Regions from separate parts of the Homo sapiens genome. Here region 1 is linked to region 2. A link is an interaction called in ENCODE POLR2A ChIA-PET data of the cell type or tissue named here. Cell type or tissue: OCI-LY7. All regions are shown on one strand. Links, peaks and the distances in the headings refer to the core of each region. The heading gives the core; the rest is flanking DNA.

Region 1 (5,311 bases), core at 1-5,000, 59 kb before region 2:
TGGGATTTAAAAAATATTTATGTGTGTGTATATGTGTGTATATATATATATATTTCCACACACCACTTAGGAACGTGGGCTAGAATATAAAACCGGACTTGCTAATGGGAGGTTCAGAGGATGGGTTGGAGTCTTTCCAGCTTAGCTCCTAACTGGTGCCTCCTCTCCAATGCCAGGCCTCTGAAGAACACCTGAAGCAGCACTACATTGACCTGAAAGACCGACCATTCTTCCCTGGGCTGGTGAAGTACATGAACTCAGGGCCGGTTGTGGCCATGGTGAGTGCTCGTGGGGAATGAGAGAAAATGAGGAAAAAGTGCTCAGTGTTCTTTGTTAGACATCTCCCTCAGCTAATCTAAATTTTATTTTATGAATGGAACCTGCTGAAGTTACTTAACTGAGCAACTAGGAGCTTGGGAGGAGAAAGCAAATCAGACCTTAGAAATGGGAAGGATGTTAGCTGGGTGTGGTGGTGCACGGCTGTAATCTCAGCTACTTGGGAGGCTGAGGTAGGAGAATTGCTTGAACCTGGGAGGCGGAGGTTGCAGTGAGCCGAGATCGTGCCACTGCACTCCAGCCTGGGCAACAGAGCGAGACTCTGTCTCGACAAAGAAAAAAGATATGGGAAGGACTTTTTCAGGTACATGTCTCTATGGTTAAATAGAATCTCACTGCCTGCAAGAGTGGTAAATTTTCGGGCCAGGCTTGGTGGCTCATGCCTGTAATCCCAGCGCTTTGGAAGGCTGAGGCGGGTGGATCACCTGAGGCCAGGAGTTAATCCCAGTTACTCAGGGGGCTGAAGCACGAGAATCGCTTGAACTTGGGAGGCGGAGGTTGCAGTGAGCCGAGATCATGCCACTGCACTCCAGCCTGGGCGACAGCAAGACTCCATCTCAAAAAAAAATAATACTCAATTTCTTCTGTTTGACAAGTGTTTTAGACCTTAATGTTTCCTAGATTAAAAAACTTTATCCTATTTTCTCATGAAAAATTCAAAGGTAAGGATGTAAGAAGTTCTCAATCCTATACTAGAAGCAGTTTCTTCTGGATGGTGCTAATGTCCATTTGGGAGTGGAGAGAATATGAGGAGAGAGTGGCTGGGCGAGGTGGCTCACACCTGTAATCCCAGCACTTTGGGAGGCCGAGGTGGGTGCATTACAAGGTCAGGAGTTCAAGACCAGCCTGGCCAACATGGTGAAACCCCATCTCTACTAAAAAAATACAAAAATTAGCTGGGCATGGTGGCGTGTGCCTGTAATCCCAGCTACTCGGGACGCTGAGGTGGGAGAATTGCTTGAAACTGGGAGGAGGAGGAGGTTGCAGTGAGCTGAGCCACTGCACTCCAGCCTGGGCAACAGAACAAGACTCTGTCTCAAAAAAAAAAAAAAAAAAAATTGGAGAGAGTAAAATAGGGAGGCAGTGAAATTGTTGAGAAAGTAGATCTATTTCCTGTTCACCTTTTTCTTCCTTCTGCTGTTCCCTGGAATCCTTACCCTAGCATGTTAGTCTTTCTTTTCCCTCTTCTAGCAGTCTTCTGGGATGCCCTTCCCACTGATCCTATTCCAGACTGGCCACTTTCTCCTTTCTTCACCAGTTCTTCTGTGTTGATGGCTGCATAAGGATTCTGCAACATTGTTTATCTCTGTCTCAGCTAAACTGGGAAGTCCCCAAGTTGGACAGACTTTTCTTTGAATCCTAGCAATACGTTTGGAATGCAGTTTTTATATAGGCCCCTACTCTCTGCTGGGGTTAGCTGATAATCATGTCACTGATCGGTCTCATTGATGTGTCGTGTCAGGTAGGAGTAAATGTTAGACCCTACCTGTCCTGAGTGGCAGGTCTGATTATAAATCCATTTTCACACTTTCGAGGTCTGGGAGGGGCTGAACGTGGTGAAGACAGGCCGAGTGATGCTTGGGGAGACCAATCCAGCAGATTCAAAGCCAGGCACCATTCGTGGGGACTTCTGCATTCAGGTTGGCAGGTAAGTCCGGGGACAGGAGGGTGGATGACTTTTATGCAACACCATTTAAAGCAGACGTCATGGCGTATCCTACTTTCAGAAGAATCTGTGCCCTTTTTTTTTTTTTTTTTTCTTGAGACGGAGTCTCCTTCTGCCTAGCTGGAGTGCAGTGGTGCCATCTCTGCTCACTGTAACCTTCACCTCCCGGGTTCAAGCGATCCTCCTGCCGCAGCCTCCCAAATAGCTGGGATTACAGGTGCACACTGCCACGCCCGGCTAATTTTTGTATTTTTAGTAGAGATGGTTTCACCACGTTGGCCAGGCTAGTTTCAAACTCCTGACCTCAGGTGATCCGCCTGCCTCGGCCCCCCAAGGTGCTGGGATTACAGACATGAGCCACCGCACTTGGCCTGAACTTTTAGTTGGTGATTATCATTGTATAAAAACTTTCAGGCTGGGTATATCATTGTATAAAAGCTTTCAGGCCAGGGGTTTACGCCTGTAATCCCAGCACTTTGGGAGGCCGAGATGGGTGGATCACCTGAAGTCAGGAGTTTGAGACCAGCCTGGAGCCTGGCCAACATGAACCCCGTCTCTACTAAAAGTAAAAAATTAGGGCATGGTGGTGCATGCCTGTAATCCTAGCTACTCAGGAGGCTGAGACAGAAGAATCGCTTGAACCTGGGAGGTGGAGGCTGCATTGAGCTAAGATCACGCCACTGCACTCCAGCCTGGGCAACAAGAACAAAACTCCGTCTCAAAAAAAAAAAAAAAAAAGCTTTCACACATAGCTTCTTCCCTAGGTTACTTAATTTTAAGCAAGACAACAAGGGAGCCATAAGTGGTAATTCCTGTGTAGTACAGCAAAAAATGCTAGGTGTGGAGAAGGGAAGCATTCTAGCCACATCCATGAGTACTTTGTCCATGGGTGTGTCACTTAACCTTTTGATTCCCTCACCTGTACACAGTCTGTTCAAAACCTTTACAAAGTTGTGAGGTTGAAGTGGGATAAAGGGATTTTTATTAATAAGCAGTGTTATGTCATGGTTGGGCTTTGCAAATCAGTGTTATAAGAAAATGCAGCAGAGCTGGCCTATGATAATGAACACATCATATCTAGTTGGGATGTTGATCTGCAGTGGGTTTGAGTATCACTGTATTTTCCAAAATTTGCGGAGGAGTGTTTTATGTCTTCGGCAATCTTGGGGTACAAGCACTCTTTTGATGGGGAGGCCAGACTTGGAAGCATAATACAGTTGAAACAAGGAATGTTTTAAATCAAGCACTTTTACAGTTGTATAGCTGCTTTTAAAAGGAAATGCTTTGGGGGTATAAATTGGTCTGTTGCTTCAAGTGGCAATTTGGCTGAAAGAGTCTGGAGTGCTGTCCATTGCGGTACCCATTAAACAGACTTTTGCACTTTAAAACATGGCAACTTGTAATTGTTTTCTTTCTTAGGAACATCATTCATGGCAGTGATTCAGTAAAAAGTGCTGAAAAAGAAATCAGCCTATGGTTTAAGCCTGAAGAACTGGTTGACTACAAGTCTTGTGCTCATGACTGGGTCTATGAATAAGAGGTGGACACAACAGCAGTCTCCTTCAGCACGGCGTGGTGTGTCCCTGGACACAGCTCTTCATTCCATTGACTTAGAGGCAACAGGATTGATCATTCTTTTATAGAGCATATTTGCCAATAAAGCTTTTGGAAGCCGGACACTGTCTCCTTGTGCTTATTTGATACTGAGCTGAAAGAAGTGACTTGGTTCTCTGGCTATAGTAGCATTATGTACATCTCAATCCTGCTTGTCAAAGAATGATCTGATCCTGACGGAGTTTCGCTCTTGTTGCCCAGGCTGGAGTGCAATGGCGCGATCTCAGCTCACCACAACCTCTGCCTCCCGGGTTCAAGCGATTCTCCTGTCTCAGCCTCCTGAGTAGCTGGGATTACAGGCATGTGCCACCACGCCCTGCTAATTTTGTATTTTTAATAGAGACGGGGTTTCTCCATGTTGGTCAGGCTGGTCTTGTACTCCCAATCTCAGGTGATCTGCCCGTCTTGGCCTCCCAAAGTGCTGGGATTACAGGTGTGAACCACCGCGCCCGGCCTATTTATTTATTTATTTGAGACAGAGTCTCGCTTTGTCGCCCAGGCTGGAGTGCAGTGGCGTGATCTCAGCTCACTGAAACCTCCACCTTCTGGGCTCAAGCCTAGTTGGTCAAGTGGTTCTTGTGCCTCAGCCTCCCGAGTAGTTGGGATTACAGGTGTTTGAGCCGCTGCACCTGGCCACTTGTAAGAAAGATTTGTTGAAACTTGGAGTGAAACATACAGACTAGGGAAATACTCTAGATTTATGTATCTGCTGATTACAAATTGGGCAAGTTACTTATTAGGAAATGGAAGCCTAAAGACATCTGTGAAATGGACATATCTACCACTGTAATTCAAGGTTAATGAAATTATGTATATGCAGCTAACCTAGTGCTTGGCCTATAGTTGGTACATATTTCTGCAACCCTACCCCTTAATTTTTTTCCCTGGGGTGAGATACTTATTCATGCTGGTTTCCTGGGCTAGATGCAGTGAGTGGTTGCTAGAGGCATATTTCCTGCTTTTGAGGTTAATTTTGCTGGATTGGAACAGTTGTAAAATGTTAATAGCACCTGTCAATACAAATCATTTGTAGCACTATCACCTGCAATCAATTATAAATTTATATTTCCTATAAAAAACTGGTAAAAGCTAAATGTCACTCCTATATATAACAATCCTATGCTTTTTTTTTTTTTTTAGACGGAGTCTTGCTCTGTCGCCCAGGCTGGAGTGCAGTGGCCTGATCTTGGCTCGCTGCAATCTCTGCCTCCCGGGTTCAAGCAATTCTCTGCCTCAGCATCCCGAGTAGCTGGGTTTACAGGCGCCTGCCACCACACCCAGCTAATTTTTGTATTTTTAGTAGAGGTGGGGTTTCACTATCTTGGCCAGGCTGGTCTTCAACTCCTGACCTTGTGATCCACCTGCCTCGGCTTCCCAAAGTGCTGGGATTATAGGCGTGAGCCACTGCGCCCGGCCAATTCTATGCTTTTTATGTATACTGCTATGGTAAATATTAGACAATGACATTGTGACATAAGTACGTATTTGGTCTCTGCCATTGGTTCCTGGCACACAGCTCCTAAAATCCTTGTAATCTCAAATGTTAGGTTTCTTATATGCTAATGATATGACTGGTGGCTGTGGGGGCTCCTGGATAGCCTCCCTACAACCTCCAAGAAGAGGAGAGGGGCTAAGGTTGAATTGCTCACCAATGGCCAATTATGCCATCAATCATGCCTATGTAATGAAGCCTCC
Region 2 (5,376 bases), core at 122-5,121:
CATGATTTTTAAATTTGCCTTTCATCTCTAAAACTAAACTTCTAGACCAATTTGGAGTATCCAGAAAATATGGATGCTTTTTTTCTTTCTTTTTTTGATGACAGAGTCTCGCTCTGTCACCCAGGCTGGAGTGCAGTGGTATGATCTCAGCTCACTGCAATCTCCATCTCCCAGGCTCATGTGATTCTTGTGCCTCAGTCTCTCGAGTAGCTGGGACTACAGGTGAGTGCCAACATGCCCAGCTAACTTTTGTACTTTTAGTAGAGATGGGGTTTTGCTATGTTGGTGAGGATGGTATTGAACTCCTGGCCTCAAGTGATCGCCTGCCTTGGCTTCCCAAAGTGCTGGGATTACAGGTGTGAGGCACCGCACCCAGCCAACACACAGACGTTTTTAAAAATTGCTTTGGGCTGGGCGCGGTGACTCACGCCTGTAATCCCAGTACTTCGGGAGGCCGAGGCAGGCGGATCACAAGGTCAGGAGATCGAGACCATCCTGGCTAACACGGTGAAACCCCGCCTCTACTAAAAATATAAAAAATTAGTTGGGTGTGGTGCCAGGTGCCTGTAGTCCCAGCTACTGGGGAGGATGAGGCAGGAGAATGGCATGAACCTGGGAGGCGGAGCTTGCAGTGAGCTGAGATTGAGCCACTGCATTCCAGCCTGGGTGACAGAGCGAGACTCTGTCTCCAAAAAAAAAAAAAAAAAAAAAAAAAATTGCTTTGCTGGCTGGGCATGGTGGCTCGCATCTGTAATCCTAGTACTTTGAGAAGTCAAGGCTGGTGGATTGCTTGAGCCCAGGAGTTCAAGACTAGCCTGGGCAATATGGCAAAACTCCATCTCTACAAAAAATACAAAAATTAGCCAAGTGTGGTGGCTTGCACCTGTGGTCCCAGCTACTTGGGAGGCTGAAGTAGGAGGATAGCTTGACCTCAGGAGGTCGAGGCTGCAGTGAGCCACGATCGTGCCCCTGCACTTCAGCTTGGGTGACTGAGTGAGACCCTGTCTCAAACTCAAAACCAAGAACCACTTTGCTTGATACTTTATCATGTTGGAAAAGAAAAAAAAAATCACTGCTAAAAGCTCTGAAGGGTCTAACAGAAAATTTTGCCTTTCAGCTGGGTGCAGTGGCTCACGCCTGTAATCCCAGTACTTTGGGAGGCTGAGGCGGGGAGATCACCTGAGGTCAGGAGTTTGAGACCAGCCTAGTCCACGTGGGGAAATCCCGTCTCTACTAAAAATATATACAAATTAGCCGAGCGTGGTGGTGCATGCCTGTAGTCCCAGCTACTTGGGAGGCTGAGGCACGAGAATCGCTTGAACCCAGGAGGCAGAGGTTGCAGTCAGCCAAGATTGCACCACTGCACTCCAGCCTGGGCGACAGAGCAAGATTCCGTCTCAAGAAAAAAAAAAAAAAAGAAAATTTTACCTTTTACAATTTTAAGATGGCAAATATTTCAGAAATTGTAGGAGATAATATTTCTACATATATATTTATTCAGTTTTTAAAAAAACATAAACAATGGTTTAAAACCCAACCCAATTTTCTCAAGCTAAACAGTATTTCCTCAGAAAACCAAATACCACATGTTCTCACTTATAAGTGGGAGCTAAATGATGAGAACACATGGACACATAGAGGAAACAGCAGACACTGGGGCCTATTGGAGGGTAGAGGGTGGGAGGAGGGAGAGGACCAGGAAAAATAACGAATGAGTACTAGGCTACTAGGCTTAGTATCTGGGTGATGAAATAATCTGTTCGACAAACCCCCATGACACACATTTACCCACGTAGCAAACCTGCACAAGTACCCATGAACTTAAAATAGAAGTATTAAAAAAATTTCCTTTTCAAAGAAAGATACAAAGAAGTTATATCATCTTTAGTGAATGCTGGTCTTATGTCTCCTCCAAGATGTTGCCTCATTCAAACCACGAAAAAAAAAAAAAAACAAGACAAAACTAATATTGCTACTCTAACCATTTCCAAAATAAATTGCATAACTACAGGCTTTGTGAGAAGTGAAAAGAAAATAGGAGACAATAAAAAGGACAAAAAAAAAAAAAAATTGGGAGGCTGGGCGCGGTGGGTCACGCCTGTAATTCCAGCACTTTGGGAGGCTGAGGTCAGGAGTTTGAGACCAGCCTGGCCAATATGGCGAAACCCCACCTCTACTAAAAATACAAAAAAAAATTAGCCGGGAGCAGTGGTAGGCGCCCGTAATCCCAGCTACTCGGGAGGCTGAGGCAGGGAGAAATGCTTGAACCCGGGAGGCAGAGATTGCAGTGAGCTGAGATGGCGCCACTGTACTCCAGCCTGGGTGACAGAGTAAGAGTCCTTCTCGGGGGTGGGTGGGTGGGAAAAGGGAAAGGTATCTCAAATGCAAAATAAAAACAGGAGACGGGCCACTGGCTGAGGCCCAGCTCATGTCCCTAAACCTAACAAACAAACAAACAACAGAAAAAAAAAAACAAGAAAAAGAAAAAACAAATGGGCCAGGTGCAGTGTCTCACGCCTGTAATCCCAGCACTCTGGGAGGCCGAGGCTGGAGGACTGCCTGAGCCCAGGAGTTCAAGACCAATCTGGGCAACATAGGGAGACCCTATCTCTACTAAACAAACAAGAAAACAAAACCAAACCATTACAAAACATTAAGTGAGTTATAACCAGAGAGATGAAAACTATCAACTCAAGAATCTTTGAGATTTGGCACCTATCCTTTTTCTTTTGCTACACAGATACAGTTTTTTTTTTAATCCTCTCACACTACACTTTAAGCTAAAATTTTTTTTTCCTGGCTAGTCTACCTTCTTTTTGGTATTAAATGACCACAAAACAAAGCTAGTATTACATGACCAGTAACAAGGCTGAAATCTGTTGTCCTAAGTTTGACAAGATAAAACCATCCACATGTCATTGTCAGGTATTAAACATTTGCATTGAGACAGGAAACTAATTTTCAGTTGTATCAGGTGCAGCTATGAAAGCTACAAAAACTGATTTCTTAGTCCACACAATGGAAATATTACATTACCAAAGAAGTTCCCTTGGGAGGTTATATACACGTTCTAATAATGTTGCCACAGCCCAGGCATTTTTAGTATACTTTTTTTTTTTTTTTTTTGAGACAGAGTCTTGCTCTGTCACCCAGGCTGGAGTGCAGTGGCGCAATCTTGGCTCACTGCAAGCTCCGTCTCCTGGGTTCACGCCATTCTCCTGCCTCAGCATCCCAAGTAGATGGGATTACAGGCGCCCACCACCACGCCCGGCTAATTTTTTGTATTTTTAGTAGAGATGGGATTTCACCTCGTTAACCAGGATGGTCTCGATCTCCTGACCTCATGATCCCCGTCTCGGCCTCCCAAAATGCTGGGATTACAGGCGTGAGCCACTGCACCCAGCCAGTATACTTTTTTAGTACTGCCTTTTAGATACAATTTTAAAAAGAAAAACCTATCATTTGTGGACACTTCAGAATTATTCCTCCTGTTCCCTGCATCAGTCTTCCCTAGCTTGGTCATCTAACCTGATTCAGCAGATTTGGTTCTGAATAACTTTTAGGTATTTCTATAAATCAAAGGTATTTTCAAAGAATCAAGATTTGCTACAATCAGAAGATCTAAAAGATGAAGTGAGACCTTGAAGGCAATACAAAAGAAAAGTTCTAATAGCACTTTGAACTGACAATGTGGAAGGGAATGGGACAACCACATTTAGATACAGTGTGGTGTTATGAACACAGAATTCTGACAAACATGGGTTAAGACTCAACTTTGATACTTGTTAGCTGTGAACTTGTGCAAGTTATGGGTTTCTTCTCTTACTCATTCGACATTTATCAAGTATTTGTGGGTCTCATAGTAACCAAGGCTAAAGACAGAAAAGCATGCAAAGCAGACAAGATCCATGGTTTTCAGGAAGACTGTAAGCTACTGGTAGGAGGAAACCAAGCAAGGCTGTGTGAGGGCAGAGTCACTCAAGCAGGGGCGATTAGCTGAGATTCAGCAGTGAGGAACAATCTCAGTGAGGTAAGACCATGAGGACAAAAAGGCAGCCACTTAAATATCTGATGCTGGCATATTCTAGGCAAAGGGAAGTGCAAGACGAGGGCTTTTGGGCTAGAATAAACTTAGCACACTCGGAGGCCAGTGTGGCTGGCACCCAGTGTGAAAGGTATGGGAGAGGTCAGAGGATGTAGGGGCCAGATTATGAGGGCCCTTGTAGGCCAGGGTAAGAAACTGATTTTTTTCCTGGAGGCAATGGGAAGACATTATAAACTATTTATCACAGAGCCTGCTCTACACATTTAATAAACACTGGCTAGATTTTACGTTCTAATAGAGTCATACAGCTCACCTCCATTTGGAGGCGACCTTCTATACTCATAGTTTTTTTTGTTTTTTGAGACAGTCTTGCTCTGTTGCCCAGGTTGGAGTGCAGTGGCACGATCTCAGCTCACTGCAACCTCCGCCTCCTGAGTTCAAGCGATTCTTCTGCCTCAGCCTCTTGAGTAGCTGGGACTACAGGCGCCTGCCACCACGCCAGGCTAACTTTTGTATTTTTAGTAGAGATGGGGTTTCGCCATGTTGGTCAGGCTGGTCTCAAACTCCTGACCTTGTGATCTGCCCGCCTTGGCCTCCCAAAGTGCTAGGATTACAGGTGTGAGCCACCAGCCCGGCCAGACCTTTTATATCTATAGTTTTCATATAGGCTTGTCTACTATTAATATATAGCCAACTTGGTTAGCAGCTAATGTAAGATTATTGACCCTTAAATGTCAACCCAGAATATCTTATTCTGACTCTATTTTCAGGGAATATAGCCTTAAAATTTCAGGAGGTCAATGACTACAGATATTTTGTTTTCAATAATTACAAGCTGTTAGTATTTTTTTTTTAAAAGTACCATGGTCAAAGATGTTTGGGAAATTTTCCTCACGTCAAGGTCTTCTGGAGACTTTAATATGCTTATGAACATTATAGTGATTAAAGAGGAATATACAGTATGCAGTCTTTTCTAGAGTACCTTTTAGGACTGTTTTAGAGAAATGTTCTCTGATCTTTTCCATGGTCCTAGCACACACAGAAAATGATCATCTGCACAACACAAGGGGAATAAACCCCTGGATGCACCCAGCCTAAGGCCTCTGACTGTCCTAAGTATTGGAGGAATGAATACCTGGACATACTCCTAATCTAAGGAACACTAGTTCATAAGCTTTATTCTATTTAGGCAATGTGGTTTTCTGAAGTGATTTTTTTTTTTGTACTTTTTCCCCCTTGCAAACACTACAGTGACTTATCTAAGTTTTTTTTTTATATATACATTAGGATAGAATACCAGCGAACTAAATATTAATATATAAACTATAATT

The links. Peaks named below come from ENCODE experiments on the same cell type or tissue, not always from the same donor. Only the 100,000 strongest peaks of a DNase experiment are listed, where the experiment ranks them.
Region 1: POLR2A ChIA-PET joins it to region 2 with 11 read pairs; 9 of 35 experiments call an interaction of 5 or more read pairs at or near these places.

The regions. Positions count from the first base shown.
Region 1 is chr17:51,168,066-51,173,376 of GRCh38, forward strand. NME1-NME2 (NME1-NME2 readthrough) reads left to right here. Exons shown (of 9, transcript NR_037149.2): 7 at 177-278; 8 at 1,872-1,984; 9 at 3,422-3,679. NME2 (NME/NM23 nucleoside diphosphate kinase 2) reads left to right here. Exons shown (of 5, transcript NM_002512.4): 3 at 177-278; 4 at 1,872-1,984; 5 at 3,422-3,679. The coding sequence ends at 3,539. Among named protein-coding and RNA genes, the nearest start is that of NME2, 4.3 kb to the left of the region's middle. RefSeq lists a silencer at 3,170-3,370. In OCI-LY7, for the core only: no CTCF peak of the experiment used is centred there; no DNase peak of the experiment used is centred there.
Region 2 is chr17:51,226,553-51,231,928 of GRCh38, forward strand. The region is part of intron 2 of MBTD1 (mbt domain containing 1); the gene reads right to left. Among named protein-coding and RNA genes, the nearest start is that of MBTD1, 31 kb to the right of the region's middle. In OCI-LY7, for the core only: CTCF peaks have their summits at 4,337 and 4,652; DNase peaks (open chromatin) are centred at 3,019 and 4,009; H3K4me3 peaks cover 3,418 bases; H3K27ac peaks cover 3,611 bases.